Regions from separate parts of the Mus musculus genome. Here region 2 is linked to region 1. A link is a loop called in an ENCODE intact Hi-C map of the cell type or tissue named here. Cell type or tissue: left cerebral cortex. All regions are shown on one strand. Links, peaks and the distances in the headings refer to the core of each region. The heading gives the core; the rest is flanking DNA.

Region 1 (10,136 bases), core at 694-8,693:
GTGTGTGTATATGTGTGTATGTGTGTCTATGTGTGAGTGTATGTATGTGTATGTATATATGTGAGTTTGTATATATGTGTATTAATGTGTATATATGTGGGTGAGTGTGTGAATATATGTTTATGTGTGTGTGCCTGTGTGTATATGTATGTGTCTGTGAGTATATGTATGTATGATTGTGTATGTATGTTTCTGTGTGTGTGAATGTATGTATGTGTATGAATTTTACTTATATAACTGTTGTCCTGGAACTTGCTTTTAGACCAGGCTGGCCATGAACTCAGAGTTACCCCCGTCTCTGCCTCTCCACAGTTGGGGTTAAAGTGCCTCCAGCACTCCCGGCTTTTTTTCCAATTTTTAGTGATGTGAAGAGGGGTGGTTGGTATGTGCACCTTTCTGCAGAGACCAGAGGCATCCAGTCCCTTGGAGCAAGGGCTACAAGCAGTAGTTAGCACATGGACGTGTATGTGCCCTTAACTGGTGAGCCTCTCTCCAGCCCTGGTTATTTTTATTTGTGTGGATGTGTGCAGTGTCTGCAGATGAAGGAGAGGGTTCTGGATCCCCAGATGTGGTACTGGGAGTGGAGTTGGTCCTCTTCACCACTGAGCCATCTAGCATCTGGTCTTACTGAGCATAGCTACGATTTGCCACCAGGTGCTGTAAGTACCTATCAGTTTTCTGAATTCGTGTGTAAGGAAAGAGGATGTTTACATGCAGCAATGCTCCTTCTGCCCCATCTGGGGAGTCAGAGTAATGCTTTTTTAGAATTCAGACTGAACATATTTGTAAGAGCCCAGGTTCAGGTCCTGAGTGTTGGATTCCTGCACTGTGAAGGGGCGAAGGTGTAAGGAGCCTCCTTTTTCAAATAAGGATCTCAATGCTCAGCTGATCAATGTGTCCTGGGTTAGTCACATGGGAAGCAACGGGCAGACCAGGTCTGCCTCAAATCCAGGTGTTTGCTTGTCAGTGTTGGTGTTGAGACAGGGTGGTGGTGGTGTTTATTTGGTTTTTGTTTTTTAATGTAGTCCAAGCCTCTACAAACTTAAGGTCCCCCTGCCTCTACCATCCTAGTCCTGGGATAGCCAGTGTGTGCCACCATGCCAAGCCACACCTCTACTTTCCCTTCCAGGTCATCTACTCCACCTGCAGAACCCTTCATGTCTGCAGAACAGGGTCAGTAAGGTGAGGTCCAGGGGATGCTCAGGCTTAGAGCACGGCTGCTTGGGCAGACTTCCCTTCCCAGCACGTATGTGGCTCACAGCAGTTCCACAGGAGCCACACCTCTATGGGCTCTGTGGTCATACATTCAAGCAAGCACTCATACACTAAAATCAGAATAAATACTGAGTTTTGAAAACACACCTCTACTCCCTTATATTTTGGTTGTGAGCCTAGCCTTTAGCAGCTGAGCCATCTCTCTAGCCCACACCACTCTACTCTCCAACAATGGAAATATATCAGGCCAACAGGACGTATAGGTTTGCAGTGCTGAGCAGAGTTCTCCCCCAGAGCCCTGGAGGTCTGAGCTCTCCAGGAAACCTGGACCAAAGGCTAGAGAGCATGCCCCTGCGGCAGCCAGATCCAGAGAAAGAATGGCCGGTTTAGAAAGAGAAGAAGCAGCCCCTACTTTTACCCATCAATGTGAAACTAGGCACTGGCCCTCTGTGTTCAGCCACACCTCTGGACTGCATCCCAGTGGACTTGGGGCAAAGGAAACAGACACAGGGAGGACTCTCCCTCCAGGACAAAGCTAGGCTGAGGCTGGCAGGTGGCCTCCTGGCAGCCTTTCCCCTATCCCAGGAGCCCCTCCCCCTTCTACACCCCCTGGGCCCAGATGGTTGTGAAATCCGGCAGACTGCTGAAGCTCTGAGGAGCTCTGCTCTGAGGCTGGAGGGTCAGTTCCAGTTTCTTTCCCCACACTGTGAGTCACAGTGAGCTCACCATTCACTCACAATGCTTCCTCCGTGGCTTTTCAATGACTCACTTTGCCTTCTGATACGTGTGTACAAAGGAATAGGACAACAGATTCGAAATAATTACATTTAAAGCTGCATTACTGCACTTGCAGATTAATCCAGTTGACTTGTCAAAGAGTGAACCGGTGTGGTAGAGGCAAGAAAAGGCATCCACTGAGAGCTAATTAACAGCCTGGTCTACATAACGCATTCCAGGACAGTCTGGGCTACATGATGAAACCCTCTCTCAAAAAAGTAGAAATAAGTTAGACAGAGACAGAGAGTTAACAAAGATGTGCTCATTTTGGATTATTTTAAACTGAGTTTCCACCTAAAACATCGCTTCTACAACCCTTGTCTTTTAAAAACAGAGTATCAAGCTTTAGTAGAGGGTACCGTGAGTCACCTCATACCTACCATCCCCTCCAGGACAAATGTCTTTGGGAGACTTTGACTCTAATCGCTTTGTTCCCTTGCTGGGTTTCTTTGGTTGGTCAGTTTTTTAAAATAAAGATGGGTTTACATTTGCATCCTTGGGCAGGGCCCACACTTGTTTTCTCTGTGCTGTTTCAATTTTAGTGTGTGTGATGCCCAATTGGCTGTTAAAGACTCAGTCCGGCTACGGTGCCCAAATTAGCCTTGAACTCCTGGGCTCAAATAATCTTTTTGCCTTCCAAGGAGCTGGAACCACAGGCCTGTGTTGTGCCTGGCCTTCATAGACAACTGCTCTGAGACAGTTTAACCTACTAAAAACACAGAGGGAGGCAGGGCACAGTGCGCTCACCTCTAATCCCTGCACTTGGGAGGCAGAGGCAAGTGGATCTCTGTGAGTTCAAGGCCAGCCTGGTCTACAGAGCTGGGTCTACATAATAGGAGATCCACCTCAGGAAACCAAAAAATGAAACAAAGACAAAAAGAGAGATGAGATTATAGCTTCTTAATGAAAAGTTTCCTTTCATTATAGAAACAATGCTCACGGAAAATGTTGCTACGTAATACACATAAAGGGAAAGAGAAAGCCCAGGTCCGCTTTGATTTCACAGATGTTGTTCTTAGGCCATTTTGCTGGTTGTAACTCAGGTCCGAGGCAGCTGTCCCCAAGAAGAGCTGCACAGCAGCCACCGGTCCCTGCACTGCTGCCGCAAACAGCCTGGCTGAGATAGTGCCCCACCCAACTCCCAGGACATTATCGTCCTTGGAAGAGAGGAAGAGCAGGAAATCAGGGACTCAAGGTCACTCTCAGCTTCAGAGAAAACTCAACGAGAAGGAGGAGGGGGAGGAAAAGAAAGAAAAGAAAAGAGGAGGAGAGAAAGAAAAGAGAAAGAGAGAGAGGAAGGAAGGAAGGAAGGAAGGAAGGAAGAAAGAAAGAAAGAAAGAAAGAAAGAAAGAAAGAAAGAAAGAAAGAAAGAAAGAAAGAAAGAAAGAAAGAACTTAGTTTAGGGATCTTGCTTTGGTTTTTGTTGTTGTTTTGGAAGCTCCAGAAAACCTCGTATTGTAGTTTGGTTGAGACACAGTAAAGCAGGGACTGGAGAGATGGCTCAGTAGTTAAGAGCACTGGCTGCCCTTCCAGAGGTTCTCCTGAAAGACCCACAACGTGAGGACTCCCCCATGTTCTGACTCAGGAGAGGTGACACCCCAAAATCACCCACAAGAAACGGGTCTTGCTGCAAATTGCAAGAGGATTTTTTATTCAAGAGCGCTCTCGGGCCCATGGTCATACACCACGCAGGGGTAGAGGACCGTGGCGCCCCGAGTAGCTGGGTAAGGGGGTATTTAAAGGAAGAAACCACAACTTAAGGAAGTGGGGAGGGCGTTGATGGAAGATACCAAAGATACCAGTTAAGAGTCACAAGGAAGTGTAAAGTTACAAGAGTCACAAGGAATACCTGGTAATTGTTAACTCTCAAGACAGTTTTTAAGAGCCCCCAACAATAGCACATTTGCATTGCAGGTTCTGGGTGACTTTCTTTGAATGAGCACTCTTTGAACCCAGGAAGCGGGTGGATGGAGGAATGTCGCTATTTCTTTTATGATTACCTTTACAAAGGCCACATTCCCAAGCCTGGGCCTAAAGGCCTAGAATTCTGTTTTTACGATGTTATACTTTCACTACCAGCAGCCTGAGGCAGCTCACAACCATCTTCAATGTGATCTGATGCCCACTTCTGATGTACAGACACATCTGCAGTCAAAGCACCCATATACATAACATACATCAATAGATCTTAAAAAAAAAATGGAAGAAAGAAGGAAAGAGACAGACAGACAGTGGAGCAAGGCTGGCTGTGGTAGCATACACCTTTAATCCAGCAGTTGGGAAGCAGAGACAGGTGGATCTCCCTGAATTCATGAACAGCCGCCTGGTCTACATAGTGAGATCCAGGACAGCCAGGGCTCTGACTCAACAAAAACAAGCAGGAAAGTAGAGATCCCGTCAGCTGCCAGAAGGAGGAAGTCCTGCCCTTTGAGTTTGGCTTGACGGTCAAGAACCAGTAAGAAAACCCAAAGTGTCTCAGAACTATATTTAGGCTTTAACTAGAATCCAAAAAAGAGATGAGAAAATAAAGAACCATGATTAACTTCAGGCTTCAAGTCAGAGTTCAGAGGGCATCTGGGTCCAGGCTGTTGTCCTAGGCCAGAAGATTGCATCAAGGACACTTGGCTAGAAATGGAAATAGTGATCGTTTATTTCAAGGGGAATAGGGGAGTCCTGAGAACACAAGTGGGCTAGAGTTGAGAAGGCCAGCCCATAAAACCAAGAACTTGTTTTTCTTAAAACTGGCTGGGTGTAACTCCCACAAGGGTCAGGCTGAGAGGCAAGAACTGTGAACTGCAGGCCAGCCTGGGCTACATAGCAAGACTCTGTCAAGAAAAAAATAAAACAAAAGTCTCCTAAGGGGCCCTCGGTCTCCTTTCATCTCTGGAGATCTAAAGGAACAAATCCCCCGTGAGACACACCCACAGGAAGCCAGTGGTGGAGACTCTTCCCCTTAAGTAAGACCTTCTCAGTAAGGTACTTTAAGTAACAGAGATATTTCTCAGAAATGGCTGTGATTTTATTCCAAGCGCTCCGCATGAACATTTCCGAGATTTCTGGGTTTTCCATTGACTTTAACCTTCTGTAAGAGCAGCCAGTGCTCTTAACCACTGAGCCATCTTTCCAGTCCAAGATTTTAACACATGTTATTTTATTTATTTTATTTTATTTTATTTTATTTTATTTTATTTTATTTGTCTGTGCCTGTCACATGTGTGCAGGTCCCCCCAAAGAGGCCAGCAGAGCTGGGAATGGAACTTAAGGGAAATAGTTAGAAACTTCCAGAATCAAAACTTTGTCTTCTGCTGCCTCTGTAAGATCCAACTCAGACTCTCAGGTTGGGCTCTTAAGGTTGTTTGCCCTCCTGTACTCCATGTGACAGAGCCCTGCGATCCCGGACAGAATGGGAGGCGTTTTCAAAGGTCCATTAAAGTGTATACAAACTAAGCATCAAAGTCTCACGGCAAGTCCAGAGGTGAAAGGGAAGCCCCTGGTTCAGTTTAAGGATCTAGCCGGAGCTGTGGTGGCGCACACCTTTAGTCCCAGCACTCTGGAGGCAGAGGCAGACAGATCTCTGAGTTCAAGGCCAGCTGTGATCTACAGAGCAGGTTCTAGGATAGCCAGGGCCACACAGAGAAACCGTATCTCAGAAAAACCAAAGGGGAGAAAAATTTAAGGAACCGATTTCTGTCCTTCCTCTCTGTGACCTCCCCTGGTGCTCAGACCTCTTCAAAGTCACCCCTGAAAGTGCTATGCCTTTGCCCGGGGGATCAGACTCCCAGTTGGCCGGCTGCCAGCCTCAGTTTAGCAAACCAAATGAGGACACAGGGATCCTTGCTGGAGAGAGTGGTTCAGGGTTGGAGAGCACACGGCTGCAGAAAGGGGCATCAAGGTCACCAACAGCTATGGGACCAGAGCTCATACTAAGGAAACAGCACCTGCCTTGGGGTGGAGAAGAACAGCTGTGCTTCGGGAACAGGGGTCCAAGTGAAGGGCAGTGGGTGCCACCCAACCCCAGCTTCATCTGAGTTGGGGGCCTTTGCACACTTCTTGCCACCAGCTGTGGCATGGCCTTGATAGAGACAAAACGACATGGTTCCTGCCCCTGGAACAGGGCCAGCAGGCGTGGGCCTCCACGAGAGTTGACGGCTGCTGTGGGAGTAAGGCTTGTTTGTATAATAATGAACATATTTTCATGTTCCTCCAAGGAATGTCCTCCCTGTTAACGTTAATGATTTCATGATAATCAGAGACACCGTGAGTCCAGGATAGGAAGGTGTGACTAATGTCTCAGCAAAATGCTAAACACTGGGATCTTCAGGACAAGAACTCTAAAGACATGTTCAGAAATGTATAATTTCTCAGCTATGCAAAAATATAAAATGCAGTATGAATTGTATAAGGAGCTTCACAGATGTGAAGGAGCAGAGGCGGCTGCACTGTGAGCCGGCTTGCCAGAGAGACGCAAAGACAGGCAGATACAAATGCAGGCAGATTCTTGAGTTCAAGGTCAGCCTGGGTCAGAGCAAATTTAGGTCCAAGAGTGGTGGGAGATGGTACTCTCAGGACAAGGTCCCACCCAGCTATGTTTACAGAGGCAGGCAGATCTCTGAATTCTTCTGCAATGTTAATAAAAGAGGGGGAAAAATGGACTTGCTATCCCTTTCCTGTGAGTCAAGGGGCTAAGGTCCTGGAGTGTGGATTCCCCGGGGTGGTCAAGAGGGAACCTGGAATAAATGACTGAATTGATATGTAAATAAAAAGCTAGGCTTTTGGGCTGCATGAGATGAGCTGGCAAAAAGCAATAATGGTTCTTAGAATTTTTCTCTACCAAGGAGAGCTGAGCTGTCTGAAGATCTCTGGAGAGGGAACATAGCTCTTCTAGGTTTTTTTTTTCTAACAGGATTCCTGATTTTAGTCTGGAAAGTCATGGAGAGCAAACTCAGCTTTTTAGAATTTTTTTCTAATGGGATTTCTGACCACTAAGAGTTACTTAGAGAGCCGACGTCGCTCTTTTACAATGTTTTCCAGAAGCTATTCAGAGAAGGTTGTCTGAAGAGCGCGCACGGCTCTTTGAGATTTTTTTTTTTCTTTCTGATTTTGATTGGAAAATCCAAGAATTAATTTTAGAAATTTTCAAACAGGGTTTCTGATTTGGTTAGAATATCCAAGAGGTTTTTTTTTATATATATATAGCAGCTTTTCTGACTTTGGTCAGAAAACCCACGAGCTATCCAGAGAGCTTGTAGGAAGTATGTTTACTAGCAGAGAGAATGGTCTCTCTCAGCTAGCAGAAAATTAGCTGTCTCAACCACAGAGCCAGCTTGGACCCACGATTAGACTTCAAGTTATTTGTTTGTACTGCTCCCAGACACCCCTTCTCTCAGAACCCAAACCAAGCTGAGGCTGGCCCTCAGCAGCCACCCCTACTCTTACCTGCAAAGCATCCACATGATGGGTTTCCTTCTGTTTGGGACATAGAGAAGGCTGGGTCCCAAGTTTTTCTTGCCCAAGATCTTTTTCAGTGGAGGACAGACTCAGCCATCTGATGACCAAGAAAGCTCGGGATGGCTCTCAGGATCCCATTCTCACCTCCATAGTCCAGTACACACCTAAGTAGTGGGCCTTCCTTCACTTTTCTAACATGCCTCTATCTGGTAATGCTGAACAATGCAAACGTGACAGACACATGAGCCTCTGATTTCCTTCCAGAAATCCCAGGCCTTGGTTTGGGGAGAATGTTTACTAACTAAAACCTTTTGAGAAATTGCTAGTCCCAGGTTTAGTGTGTGTGTGTGTGTGTGTGTGTGTGTGTGTGTGTGTGTCTGCCTGTCTGTCTGTCTGTGAGGGCAGTATAAGTGACATACAAGGCCTCACTAGCCTCAAACTTGGAGAAATCCTCCCGCCTCTGCCTTCCTAGTGTCGAGCCGGGTTAGAGGACTGAGCCGCTGTGCCCTCAGAGACAGTCCTATTTAATTAGTTAGTTAGCCTTCCTCATTCTTTACTCCTCGCTCATCATGGAAGGAAGGTTTTCCTTTTAATGACCAGGTTCCCAAAGCAGAAGAACATCTCACGTGCAACTTTAGAAATTATTTATTCCAAACAGTTACAAATTTCACTTTAAAGCAAACAAGAGGGCAAAAAGGCATTAAAAAAGCACTGACTTAGGTCTTAGGTATCAGCTCACAGGGGACAGAGCGTAAAAACCTTAAAAATATTGTCTCAAAGATAAAAACATGTAGCATTGAGGTATCCTGTTTTTAACGGATATGATCTCTTGCCAAAGTCTCTCTGTCCATTCCAGCTTGCTACACACTGTACCAGTCCTTTCCCTGGAAACAAGATCTCCATCTGAGCATATGTTCACAAACCTGACAGTGTTCCTTAAGGCGCATTAAGGTTGCCATAGAAACTTCCTGGAACTGGCACCCAACTACACTAGCAGCAGAGGCTGGAGAGACCTTTGGCAGACCCTCCCCAGCGCCAGCCCCAGGACCCTCCCCAGCTGGCCTGCCCCCTCCCACTTTGGCAGACCCTCCCCAGCTGGCCTGCCCCCTCCCACTTTGGCAGACCCTCCCCAGCGCCTGTCCCTCCCACTTTGGCAGACCCTCCCCAGCTGGCCTGCCCCCTCCCATTTTGGCAGACCCTCCCCAGCTGGCCTGCCCCCTCCCACTTTGGCAGACCCTCCCCAGCGCCTGCCCCTCCCACTTTGGCAGACCCTCCCCAGCTGGCCTGCCCCCTCCCACTTTGGCAGACCCTCCCCAGCTGGCCTGCCCCCTCCCACTTTGGCAGACCCTCCCCAGCTGGCCTGCCCCCTCCCACTTTGGCAGACCCTCCCCAGCTGGCCTGCCCCCTCCCACTTTGGCAGACCCTCCCCAGCTGGCCTGCCCCCTCCCACTTTGGCAGACCCTCCCCAGCGCCTGCCCCTCCCACCTCACCTCACTGTAGGCTCTTGGGATGATGCTGCCTCTACAAAGGAAAAGGTTTCTCACCACCTCTACCTGAAGCTGAGTATGGGAGTCTTTCCCAACTAGGTCAGCCATAAAGAACTACTAGGAAACTCTAGCTCGGAGCCCAGGCAACCAGGCAAACCAGGCATTCCTTAAACCGGCACACCATAACTAAGCCTGGCCCACCCTGTTGGGCTCTGCTCCACGCTGGCTCCAAGCCAATGCCGGCAGTAAAGCCCACACCGGGGTTCCCTTTCTCCCAAGACACCAAGGACACAGGAAAGATTCAGTGTGAGCTTTCAGCCAGGTGGGAAGGCAAGGCTCATGGAGAGAAAGGACTGTCGGCCAAATGTCGTGGGTGTGGCCAAGGCTTCTCCCTTGAAATAGTTTAAAGCTATTTCACTAATGCCAGAAGGACCAAACATCTAAGAACCTTAGAACTAGAACCAGTATGTGTTCCCTCTTTCTACCATGCAACAAAGATCATGTTTAAATCATCTCTGTCTAGACCAGGCATTTGGCTGCCTGGTCGCTGAATGCTGGTGTTAAGTGGTACTGTTGACAAGGCAGCCTGTGGGCTGCAGAAACTCCAGTAAGAATGACCCGAGGATGGAACACCTATTCAGCTTGCACAGAATTGAGACCAGAAGCAGCTGAGGGCATACACCTGTGTGAAGTGAACGAAACCGGACGAAACAGACTTTGTTGACTTAGCTTATAAAAAGTCAAAAGGAAAAAGCATCCTTTTGATACGGGTTGGGGGGAGGCTATCCCCTTACAACAATAGTGAAAACAACTTGGAGATCAAAGCCATTTAACTCACAGAGATAATGAGCTATCTGGATTTCAGTCTTCCGTCTGCCTGCTCTGCCTGGCTTGGGTAACAGCAGAGCCCTGTGAGGGACTGAAGAACTGTGAGTGAGCACAGTCGCCGATCCCCTGAAGATCACGATCTGTAACATTTTTAATAAATTTCCCTTTCACAGCAGTTTTGCTACCCTTGAGTCCCAAAAACTTAGCAAAGGAGGAAAGAAGGAAAAAAAAAAAAAACAAAACATGAATACTTGGCCTGATTTTCTGTCAACCTACAGAGCCTTTTCTAAGACAGCAACAGGACCTAAAATGTACAAAACCCACAAAAAAATAAAATAAAATAAAATAACTAATGCTTAGGTCAGTGGCCCCTAGAGCGGA
Region 2 (10,136 bases), core at 1-8,000, 49 kb after region 1:
AGAGAGTTCCAAGCCAGCCAGGGCTACGTGGTGAGACTTTGTCTCCAAAAAGAGAGAGTTCTTTCAATGAAGCAGGATTTGATCCCCAGCACCCACAAGACAGCTCACAACCATCTGTAACTCCAGTTCCAGAGGCTCCAATGCCCCCTCAGAGCACCATGCATACAGGTGGAACAGGTGTCTGGAAGACACCGCATAGCTCTCTAGCCCCTCACCCGACACACTTCCCCTCCGCTATGGGAAAGCCCCATGAGCAGACATGCACAGCCACACCAGCCACAGCTAGCCACTGCGCACTGCAAGTGACAGGCGTGATGAAGGACAGAGATTTGTCCTGGTTTTTGTTTGTTTGTTTGTGTTTTTTTTTGAGGGTTCCCCTACTCCCCACCCCCACCCCAACCCTGTCTCTGTAGCTTAGGCTAACCTAGAGCTTGCAATCCCCCTGCATCAAGTTCCCATATGAGTTACACCATCAAGCACATCTAGAAATCACCCTTTTTTCCTCTTTCTTGAACTTGCTGTGGAGACCAGGCTGACCACAAACTCACAGAGATTCTGGCACTAAGGGCATGTGCCACCATACACAGCTTTTGTTTTAATTACATTTATTTGTTTGTTTGTTTATGTGCATGCACTAGCCACAGTACATATGTAGAGGCCAGAGAAACAGAAACCCTTGGGAGTAACACCTCCCCCCCCCCCCGCACCCCCCCCCCCCGCCGGGTCCCTAGCTCATCAGCCCTGTCGGCAGCAAATGCCTTTTTTTATCTGCTGAGCCATCTCATGTGCCCATTTTACTTTTTCTATTAATTTAAGGTTTAATAGCTTAAACTCACTTACTGGCTCATCTGAGATAGCTTTAGCCCTGGATTCAAGCTGATGACTGAGTGGTGGCACTCAGGCCTGCAGGGGCAGATGGAAAGCTTGCTGAAGGAGACATCTGTTTGAAGCCAGAAGCTCTGAAGTTACTTTGTTTACATAACCCAGCTATGGCCACACTTGCGCCTGCACAGTTTGATGCCAGTCAGATGGGGTAGAGAACAGGCAGGCTCCTGTTGCTTTAGGGTCCCAGTCAGAAGGGTTCCTCTGTCTAGCTGACTGCTGAGACAATCTGTCCCTGGAGAGTTGGTACCCAGTGTCAGGTCAGAGAGACTGAACTGGCTCTGTCTCAGGATTTGCTTTTGGCCACATTCAGGATCCTTTATAGGGTGGAGTGTGCATGACGGATCCCACTTGGTCCCCAAGGGCTTTACAGGGAATACATAAATATGTGTTGCAACGAATAAACAAGGGGAGGGGCAGAGCCAAGGCGGGGAGAGGCTTCTGGTCACAGGGAACCTGGCAGGGGAAGAAGGTCTTTTACTCATCCTGACCATTAGGCAAATGTCCTCAAGCCAGTGCCCAGGGGCCACAAGGAACAATTTGTTTTTTTTCAAAGTGTAGACCTCACTCTCTGCTCTTCTGATACATGTTTAATGAGTGGCCAGGGGTCAAGAATTGTCATTTTTGGTTGGGTACCGTGGCCTTTGATCCCAGCACTCAGGAGGCAAAGACCTCTAAGTTCAAGGCCAACCTGGTCTACAGAGTGAGTTCCAGGGCAGCCAGGGCTACACAAAGAAACACCTGTCTCAAAATATCAAAAAAAAAAAAAAAACAAACAAACAAAAAACCCACAAACCCTAATGTTTTAAAAATTGTGATTTTTTTTTTACAAAGATCTATCCTTCCTAGCCGAAATTTGATGCTAGATAAAAAATATATCCTTCAGAAAAATACTGATTCAGGGTGAGGCTAGGAATACAGGTAGGTTTTGTAGACCGAAAGAGGTTGTCCCAGAGGGAATTCAGAAGTCAGGAGGAGATTTAGATACATAGGCATCGGTGCTGCTGCGTGTTTTCTTGCCTTACAGAAGGAAAGGGGGACTGAAGCCACCCATGCCCAGCCTGTCCTCAGTCAGCAGCGCCTAGAAAGTTTGACCTGGCAGAAGCCTCAGTCCCAGCTGGTCCTGGGCCCCAGGTGGAAGAAGACACAGGAGTCCTAGCAGGCCCTGGAGGGGCAGACTATGAAAATCCCACCTGTTGGTGCTGGAGTGATGGCTCAGCAGTTAAGAACACTGGCTGTTCTTCCAGAGGACCCAGGTTCAATCCCTGCACCACATGGCAGCTCACAACTGTAACTCCAGTTCCATAGGATTTGGAACCCTCACACAGACATGAATACATGAAGGCAAAAACCCACTAAGGATGATGGATGGAGGAGAGTGTGTGTGTGTGTGTGTGTGTGTGTGTGTGTGCGTGTGCTGAGCTATCTCGCCTGCCCATATATATATGTTTATGTATATCTTCCACCCATGGGTTCCCCCCCAGAGAGCCATCTCCATCTGGCCTCACTTCTCTAAAGCCAAACATCTCAGTCATTTGCTCCACACTTCCTGTTTGGTGCTTGTTTCTTGATTGTCACTCTCCAGTTTGTAGCTGTGCAAGTGTGGGTGTGGGAGATGGGCTGGGGACTTCTCTGCCTCTTCCTTCTAAACTGGCAGGGCTTTCACTTCCTCCCCAGACTCCCAGTTCTGCCTTCTAAAGGCTGTTTGGGTCAGAAGACACCCCCACCCTTGGGTGTCCTTTCTGAACCACAGGAAAACAGAACTCGCTGTCTCCGAAGTGCCTTGCAGCTCCTTAGGAACAAAGGGAAGTGGTGGTGGGGGCGCTGGGGTATGTTGAGTAGTAACTGAGACAGGCAGAGAGGCCCAGTCCTGCTCTCCCAAGATGGAAGAGAGGACCTCAGTCCTGCCTGGCACCATGAACAGCTAAGCGGGGATCTTCTCTTTCATCAGTGTCTTCTCCCCCAGAATCCCACCAGATGATAGTGGTGCTCAGCCTACCCCAGACGCCCTCAGCTGTACCCACAGGAGAACACTGAGACACGGAGGGGCCTGATGCTTCCCATTGCATCTCTCTGAACCTCAGGCTCCTCCCAAAGCTTTATGTCAATCCTGTAGAGGATTAAAAACGTGTAAAATACAGGGTGGGTTAATACCTGAAATCCCAGCACTCAAGAGATAGAGGCAGAAGAGGCACAAGTTTGAGGCCAGCCTGGGTTATGGGAGAGCCTGTCTAATATATATATATATTTTCTTTATATATATATATATAAAGAAAATATAGGTAGGGGTAACAAACCAAGCTTGAGGAATTCTACCTTCCAGGCAGAAAGAAAGCCTGGAAGCCACTGTCCCCACGACCAGCACAGGATAAATCTCCCCCATGTCCTTTGGCTCTTTCTATGTTGTTGAATAAGCCCTCAGCCCCTAAAATAACCTGTAGAGAAGCAGTCTCCCAGTTCCTCCAGAAGAGACCAGGCAGGCTGCTGGGCCTGAAGCCAGAGCCCACAGAGAGGCCTAGACCTACAAGGCAGAGTGCAAGGAAGGTAAACACAGTGCCCCTACCCTACCCTCCGCCTGGTCCACCTGCTAATCAGGGAGGGCTGGGGCAGGGGGCGGAGGCACAGTTCCAAGAGGTCCCACATCCTTTGCTGTCAAACTCACAGGATTGGGATGGATGTGGGTGTTGGCATTCTGCATGCTAGGGCTAGTTGGCTAAAGGAGTAAGTTTGTGAGGCGGGAACACCCATGACTCAGAGCCCATGATGTCAGACCCTTCACCGTCGGGTCACTGTCATTACACACGACATGGAATGTAGTAGAACTAAGGAAAGCCACGCGAGGTGCCACAACTAAAGCAGAGAGAGCCAGTGGCATAAAGGACTCTCCAGAAGGGACTACTACTGTTCCACTAGGGCGCGCCCTCTGGGTATCTCTTTTTGGAGCGACCCGGGATGCAGTTGAGTAAGACTGGGAACACTGGGAACCAGACACCAGAGTCAGGTTTCAGGAAAACACACTGTCCTGTACTCAGACTTGAGGTAACTGGCCAGACACAGACAGGAGCACGCAGTTATAGGCGCTAGACGCAACAGGGGGCGCGCGAACCTCCACCGCGTCAGCACAGGTGAGTCAGCCCAGGCTAGCAGCCGGTACCGGCGGGGCTCACTCTGCGAACGGAACCAGACAGTGTCACATTCCCCACGCCCGCTCCGGGTTCCTCTTACCCAGCGCGCGGCAGCTCCCGAGGACCAGCGCGACCGCGGGCGCGGCCAGCAGGGCGACCAACAGCGTGCAGCCGACGGTCAGCATGCTTCCTTCTACGCGGGACGGCGGGCGGCAGAGCGGCTCCGCAGCCGGGGCCGGGCGGCCGGCAGACTGGGGCAGCGAGAGCAGTCGCCCTCGGCCTCGGGCTCCACACTCAGCTCGCACTGCGAGCGCTCGCCCCGGCGTGGCTCAGATCGGTGTGGGCGCGACTTCCCACATGCACGTGACACACAGCAGCCGGCCGTCCTGGCAACAGTGAAACATTTGAGGAACCGGTGCTGAAGCTCCTCTTGGCAGCCCCGGCTCGCGGTTACGAAAGCCCAGTAGGATGGCGCAATCGGCCAGCGCTCCGGGCCACCGGAGGGGGTTACTTCCTGCAGCCGCGCCACACCTGAGCCCCCAGGGACCCCCACCAGGGCCCCTCCCCAGGTTTTGACGCTGAGATAAGGAGAAATATCCCCCTCCTTCCTTCCATCCGCGCCTCCGCTTGAGTTTTGCTTTCATGAGCGCCAGCCAGTGGCTCTGGCTGTTAAAGTAGAAGGCAGGTCAGTGTCCTGGGTGCTTACGGGAATCAAACAGGGAATCCGAAAAGACACCGATGTCTGCTTCGAGCCCAGAGATTGTGATTTAATTGGTCTGAAGGAAAACTTAGGCGTCCATAACCTGAGAAAAAGATTTCCTCTCATCTTCCAGTGGAGGAGCAGCTCTTTGAAGGCTACTGCAGAGGCAACGAAACCAGTGTGCGCTTTTGAGTCTGGCCCAGAGACACATGTGTTACCCTCCTCAAGATTGCTATCCCGATCCGGAAGTCTCAGTTTTCTCACCTATTAGAGATGTATTTTTAAGCCCATGATAAAGATTCCTGGAAACACTGTCGATGTACCTGGAGCCTAACTGCTCAACAAGGAGTAGGGCTTTGATTACCCATCATGACTTGACTGGACACAAAGGAACCGGCGTTTGCTATTTACCAGACTCCACCAAGGTTCCCTTCCAAGCTACAGAGCTTGAAGCTACAGGGCAGCTTCCCATGCAAATGCAGAGGGAAAGAAACACACTGAAAAGAAAATTTAGGGCTGGTGAGATGGCTCAGCGGTTAAACGCACTGACTGACTTCCGGAGATCATGAGTTCAAATCCCAGCAACATGGTAGCTCACAACCATCTGTAATGAGAAACAAATAAAACCTATGGGCCTGAGCGAGCCGGGCCGGAGCAAGAGGGAGAAGGGAAGGGATAAGAAAAAAAAAAGAAAGAAAAGAAAATGTAGATGGGGAGCCCTGGACCTACACCAGTATGTTTTAATGTATTCTTCCATTTCAGGGTTCAGCTGATTAGAGTCCATGGGGCAACTGGAATGTGTGTGTGCTGGCTGAACCCCTAAATAAGACATGACCTTATTTAAGCAACATGCTGGCCTCAGACCTAGGCATCCACCGCTCTCTGTGGATGTCAGAACCAAACCTGTACCCAGGACAATGGGATTGGTTTTGATGGCACTTCCTCAGCCACGCTATAAGTCGGAGAGAAAGGCATGGTTGTTCTCTCTCCCTGTGGTGGGGCAGGCATTTGGGAAGCAGAAGCAGGTGAATAGCTGTGAGTCTAAGGCCCTGTCTAAAAAAAATACATATTTTTTTCTCCTGCTATTTAAAATGGGATTAAATAGCAAGAGGATGTGGTAGTACACACCTGTAATCCCAAAACTCTGGAGGCTGAGGCAGGAAGATCCAGAGTTCGAGGCAAGCATAGTGGAACTTGCCCTATCTTAAAAATATAATTAATTTCCAACAGACTCTCATTGTGCTGCCTCCTTCCTTTCTGTGGTAAACAGAGACCTGAAAATAATTGCAGAGAGACAAGTTGCTGGCCTGAAACAGGAAGGCTACAGAAGGCTGCCAGCTCAGATAGAAGGAATGTTGAAGGCAAGAGCAGACATCTCAGACACGACCCGGCAACCCTGGCCAAGTGGCTTCCCCCCATCCACCCCGTTTTGATCCTGGAGTGTGGGGGGGGGGGTGTTCCATAGTCAGATGAGTTTAGTTCCCATCCCAGGTCTACTGCTTGATAGCTGTAGGATTTGGGCAAGTTATAGTTAATTTCTCTGTGTTGTTTAGATATTTCTCAACCCTAATTTTAATGATGGTTTTTAAACACTTTAACCTCCCTCCTAGAGGCAGTGGAAATGGAAAGTTATTAGGATACAGGAATTAGGTAGTTAGGATATTAGGAGGTGGATCTGTCTAGAAATTGTTCTTTGGAGCAAATCCCATCCACTTGCAAATACTTGATGAATATAGCAGCAGTCCAGGTCGGTAGTGTCAGGATAACAAACACAAATCAACAGCAGTGTTGGCACAACCTAGCAGAAACAGCCAGGCCTCGGCCGAATCTGCATGAGTTAGCAGGAGTGATTAGGCCTGGAGAAGTTCTTTGCCTTACTTCTCTTAACAAAGTGAAGATCAGCGAAGAAGACCAGGAAGCATTGCAAAGCTAGCTATGCAAGCAAGCCCTTTCCCACTGTCCATTGAGTCTTAGTTATCCGCTCTCCAAACATAACGTGTTCTCAAATGGGTCTCGCCTCAGTATGTGAGTCTGTCTTAGCAAAACTCCACTTGAGTCTGTATCAGCTGACATCACTCTGCCCGAGTCCATGGAAGCAGCAAGAAGCCACCAGAACACCACTAGAAACGTTTCCAGTATGTTTCTCTCTATGGAGTCACAACAAATGGAGCTCAACAATGAAATGTAAGGTGAACTGATCCTTGCATGTAGTTAGAGAAGAATCCTACATCATGGGTCCTTTCACGGGTCTGCTTTAGCAAAACATCCTTTTACCTTGTGTCTGCTTCAGGAAAATACTCCTTCATGTCACATGTTTGCCCCAGCAAAATACCATGCCACACAACTGACTTTCCAAAGAACTCAAGTTTCTACTTCATCTCAGAGCCTTTTTTACTGATTTGTGTGGTAAGAATTTATAATATACAAAGTATTAGTGTTGTGCTTCAAGTCCTGGTATGATGGCTCCTGCCTTTAATCCCAGCACTTGGGAGGCAGAAGCAGGCATATCTCTGTGAGTTTAAGGCCAGCCTGGTCCACAGAGTGAGTTCCAGGTCATCCAGGGCTACACAGAGAGTCCACCTTCACTTTCCCACCCTCTTTCCTGTACCAGAGCCTTGCGTGTAGGTAAGTTTCTACAATGATGTCCGTGGTTTCTAATCTGCATGCCTTGTTCAAGCTTATCCTCTGGCCAGGCCTTCCTTTCCTTTAGTCTTACACCCTACTCTGCCCTCACACTCGTCTCTGACAGGCACGGTGGTGGATGATTGTAATTCTGGCACTGAAGAGGCTAAGGGGGAAACGTGGCAAGGTTCTGGCCACGCTGGACAAGACCCTATTAAAAAAAAAAAAAGCCAAGCATAGCTGTGAACACATGTATCCTCAGTATCCAGGAAGGAAAGATAAAATTACCCCAAGTGTGGGCCCAACGTAATCCACAAGTTAAAAAAAAAAAAAAAAAAAAAAAAAAGCCAAACCTGGACTTGGCTGTCTTTTTCAGAAAACTCAATGGTCTCTTTCCTCAATTCCAAGAAAGCTGTCATCCACTGGTTAGCTTGGGTGCCAGAGTCCTGTGTTCCTCCCAAATGCCATGTGACTTTGTTTACCACCCTGCCTTCCCTGTCACCCTGAAGAACTCATCTCTGCATCTCCTGCTGAAGGGCCCAACACATACTGAAGATCTCTATCTAAGGTAAGGAAAGACATTCCTCAGGGCTCTGAGCAGTCTCTTTCCTCCTTGGAGGCTGTCTGAACTCTACACTTAGTGGAAGTTCAGTTTTCCAGCCAACATTCCAGGTTGTTACGACAACACTGTTAAGGAGGAGAGAAATCAAACCTGTGTGTATGAGCTTTGCTGACAACCCCCACCCCATGAACCTCCCACCCCAAGTCAGACTCCTGCTACCTGTCCCCAGGAGTTACCAGCCCCTCCTGGGTGCCTGCCAACTCCAGGAAAAGACCCTCCTATTGGTGTAACAGTGTATCAGATAAATCTCAACTTGGGAATGGAGACATCTGGCCTCCAGGAAGCAGAAATGAACGGCAGGTGAGGCTAAAGTACCCTGTGCAGGGAATTCAGACAAGCCCGTGTGACTGCAGCAAAGGAACACAGGACTTCACATCCAAACCAGGGCACTTCTCTTGGGACATTGTGCAAGGTTTTTTGTTTGTTTGTTTGTTTTGTTTTGTTTTGTTGTTTTTTTTTTCTTTCTCAAGAATATAGCTGCTTTTGAGTTTCTCAGTCCTGAGAGTCAGATAGGCTTAGAGAGGTGAAGTGATTTGATAAAGACTCCATAGCTGCTGTCAAGACTAGGCTGAGGTCTGGTCCAGGACTCTCACTGAGGGAGGTCTCAGTAGACACAGGACTGACTGTGGGACACCTGTCTAGCCCACCACAGCAGGCACTGAGGAGTTGCACAGGAGGGAAGAGGGAGTTATAGAACTTGGTTTAGGGAAACGCTTCTTGGGGCCCCCAGACTCAATCCCCCTTCTGCATAAGTGCAGCTACCGTTCATGTCCCCTAGAGGGAGAAACCCTTGGCTGACTCAACCAGCAAGCAAGCCCATCTTACCTTTGACCTGAAAAAATTAAACCTTTTGGAGCCCAGGCAGGCTCAGACTTGCAACCCTACTGCTGTCACCTCCCCAGGGCTGCGACTTCAGGCTGTTCACCCTCTGGCCTACCTAAAGTTAAGCTCCTTAAAGTTTGCCTATTAGAAGCCTTAAAGAATAAAGAAAAGATGTAAGATTGTTTTTAGTCTTCTCCAAAAGGGATTTTGTAGTCTTAGGCTCTGCTTCTCTTGCTTATTTGACAAGGAAACCGAGGACTTCATAAGTGAACTGTTTTCTAAAGATGAATGTGGACAACAGATGTGGAATCCCAGCTGTGGTGGTTTGTATATGCTTGGCCCAGGGAGTGGCACTATTAGGAGGTGTGGCCTTGTTGGAGTAGGTGTGTCACTGTGGGTATGGGCTTAATACTCTCACCCTAGCTGCCTAGAAGTCAGTATTCTGCTAGCCATCTTCAGATGAAGTTGTAGAACTCTCAGCTCCTTCTGCACCACACCTGCTTAGATGCTGCCATGTTCCTACCTTGATGATAATGGACTGAACCTCTGAACCTGTAAGCCAGCCCCAAATACATGTTGTCCTTATCAGAGTTGCCTTGGCCATGGTGTCTGTTCACATCAGTAAAGCCCTAAGACACCGGCTATCCTGGTTACAGGTGGGGGTGTTGTTTGAGTGAGGTTTTTGTTTTGTTGTTTGTTTGTTTGTTTTTCGACAGGTTTTCAGGTAGCTGAGGCTGGCCTTGAGTTTTTCTTGACCCTCCTGCCTCTGTTTCCCCAGTGCTGGGGTTAAAGAAACTCATCATCACACTCTACCCCACCAGTTTTTTGTTTTTTAAATAAATCTCCTTAAACCTGCCTCCAGGCCTAGTCTGCTAAGAGCACACACCATCCTCCAGGCCTGCTTCTATTCTCAGCAAGGGACACTGTATTCTCTCCTCACCTGTGTGTGGATCTGTCACAAGGGCCAGATAGCTCTGAGGGAAGTAGTGAGGTAAAGCCAGGCTGACTGGCAGATCTGTGACCACACCAGGACTCACCCACTACACTGCCATCCTCCATGCCCCCCCCCCCACACACACACCTTGCTGCCTTCTCCCTGAGAGGGGGTTTGTGGGCAAACATGGGGCAGCACAGCTTGAAGTGCCTGCCTAGGAGACTCAAGCTCCCAATGGAGGCTTACAGTATCCTCAGCAACCTCCACCCAACTCTACCATCGTCAGCTGACGTCACCCCCAGAGATGGGGCTGCTAAAACCATCTCAAAAAGAAGTTATAAGCCTCCCACTAATTACAGAACATTGTGTTGTTATAAAGGTCCTCCTGTAACACTGGACGTTATGTTTTCATTATTTTATTCTGTTTGC

The links. A loop is a pair of places that touch in the nucleus more often than their neighbours do. Peaks named below come from ENCODE experiments on the same cell type or tissue, not always from the same donor. Only the 100,000 strongest peaks of a DNase experiment are listed, where the experiment ranks them.
Region 2: it touches region 1 in a loop (2.4-fold over the local background); 15 of 42 quality-filtered maps call a loop at or near these places.

Annotation. Positions count from the first base shown.
Region 1 is chr3:89,859,435-89,869,570 of GRCm38, forward strand. It overlaps Il6ra (interleukin 6 receptor, alpha), which reads right to left. Exons shown (of 10, transcript NM_001310676.1): 10 at 9,890-10,136. Among named protein-coding and RNA genes, the nearest start is that of Gm46811, 7.6 kb to the right of the region's middle. In left cerebral cortex, for the core only: CTCF peaks have their summits at 736 and 4,413 (motif pointing right); DNase peaks (open chromatin) are centred at 1,882, 4,382, 6,410 and 8,372; H3K27ac peaks cover 1,736 bases.
Region 2 is chr3:89,908,848-89,918,983 of GRCm38, forward strand. Il6ra (interleukin 6 receptor, alpha) reads right to left here and starts at 4,349. Exons shown (of 10, transcript NM_001310676.1): 1 at 4,108-4,349. The coding sequence starts at 4,192. In left cerebral cortex, for the core only: a CTCF peak has its summit at 3,975; DNase peaks (open chromatin) are centred at 1,049, 2,573, 3,819, 4,086 and 1 more place; H3K4me3 peaks cover 1,446 bases; H3K27ac peaks cover 1,154 bases.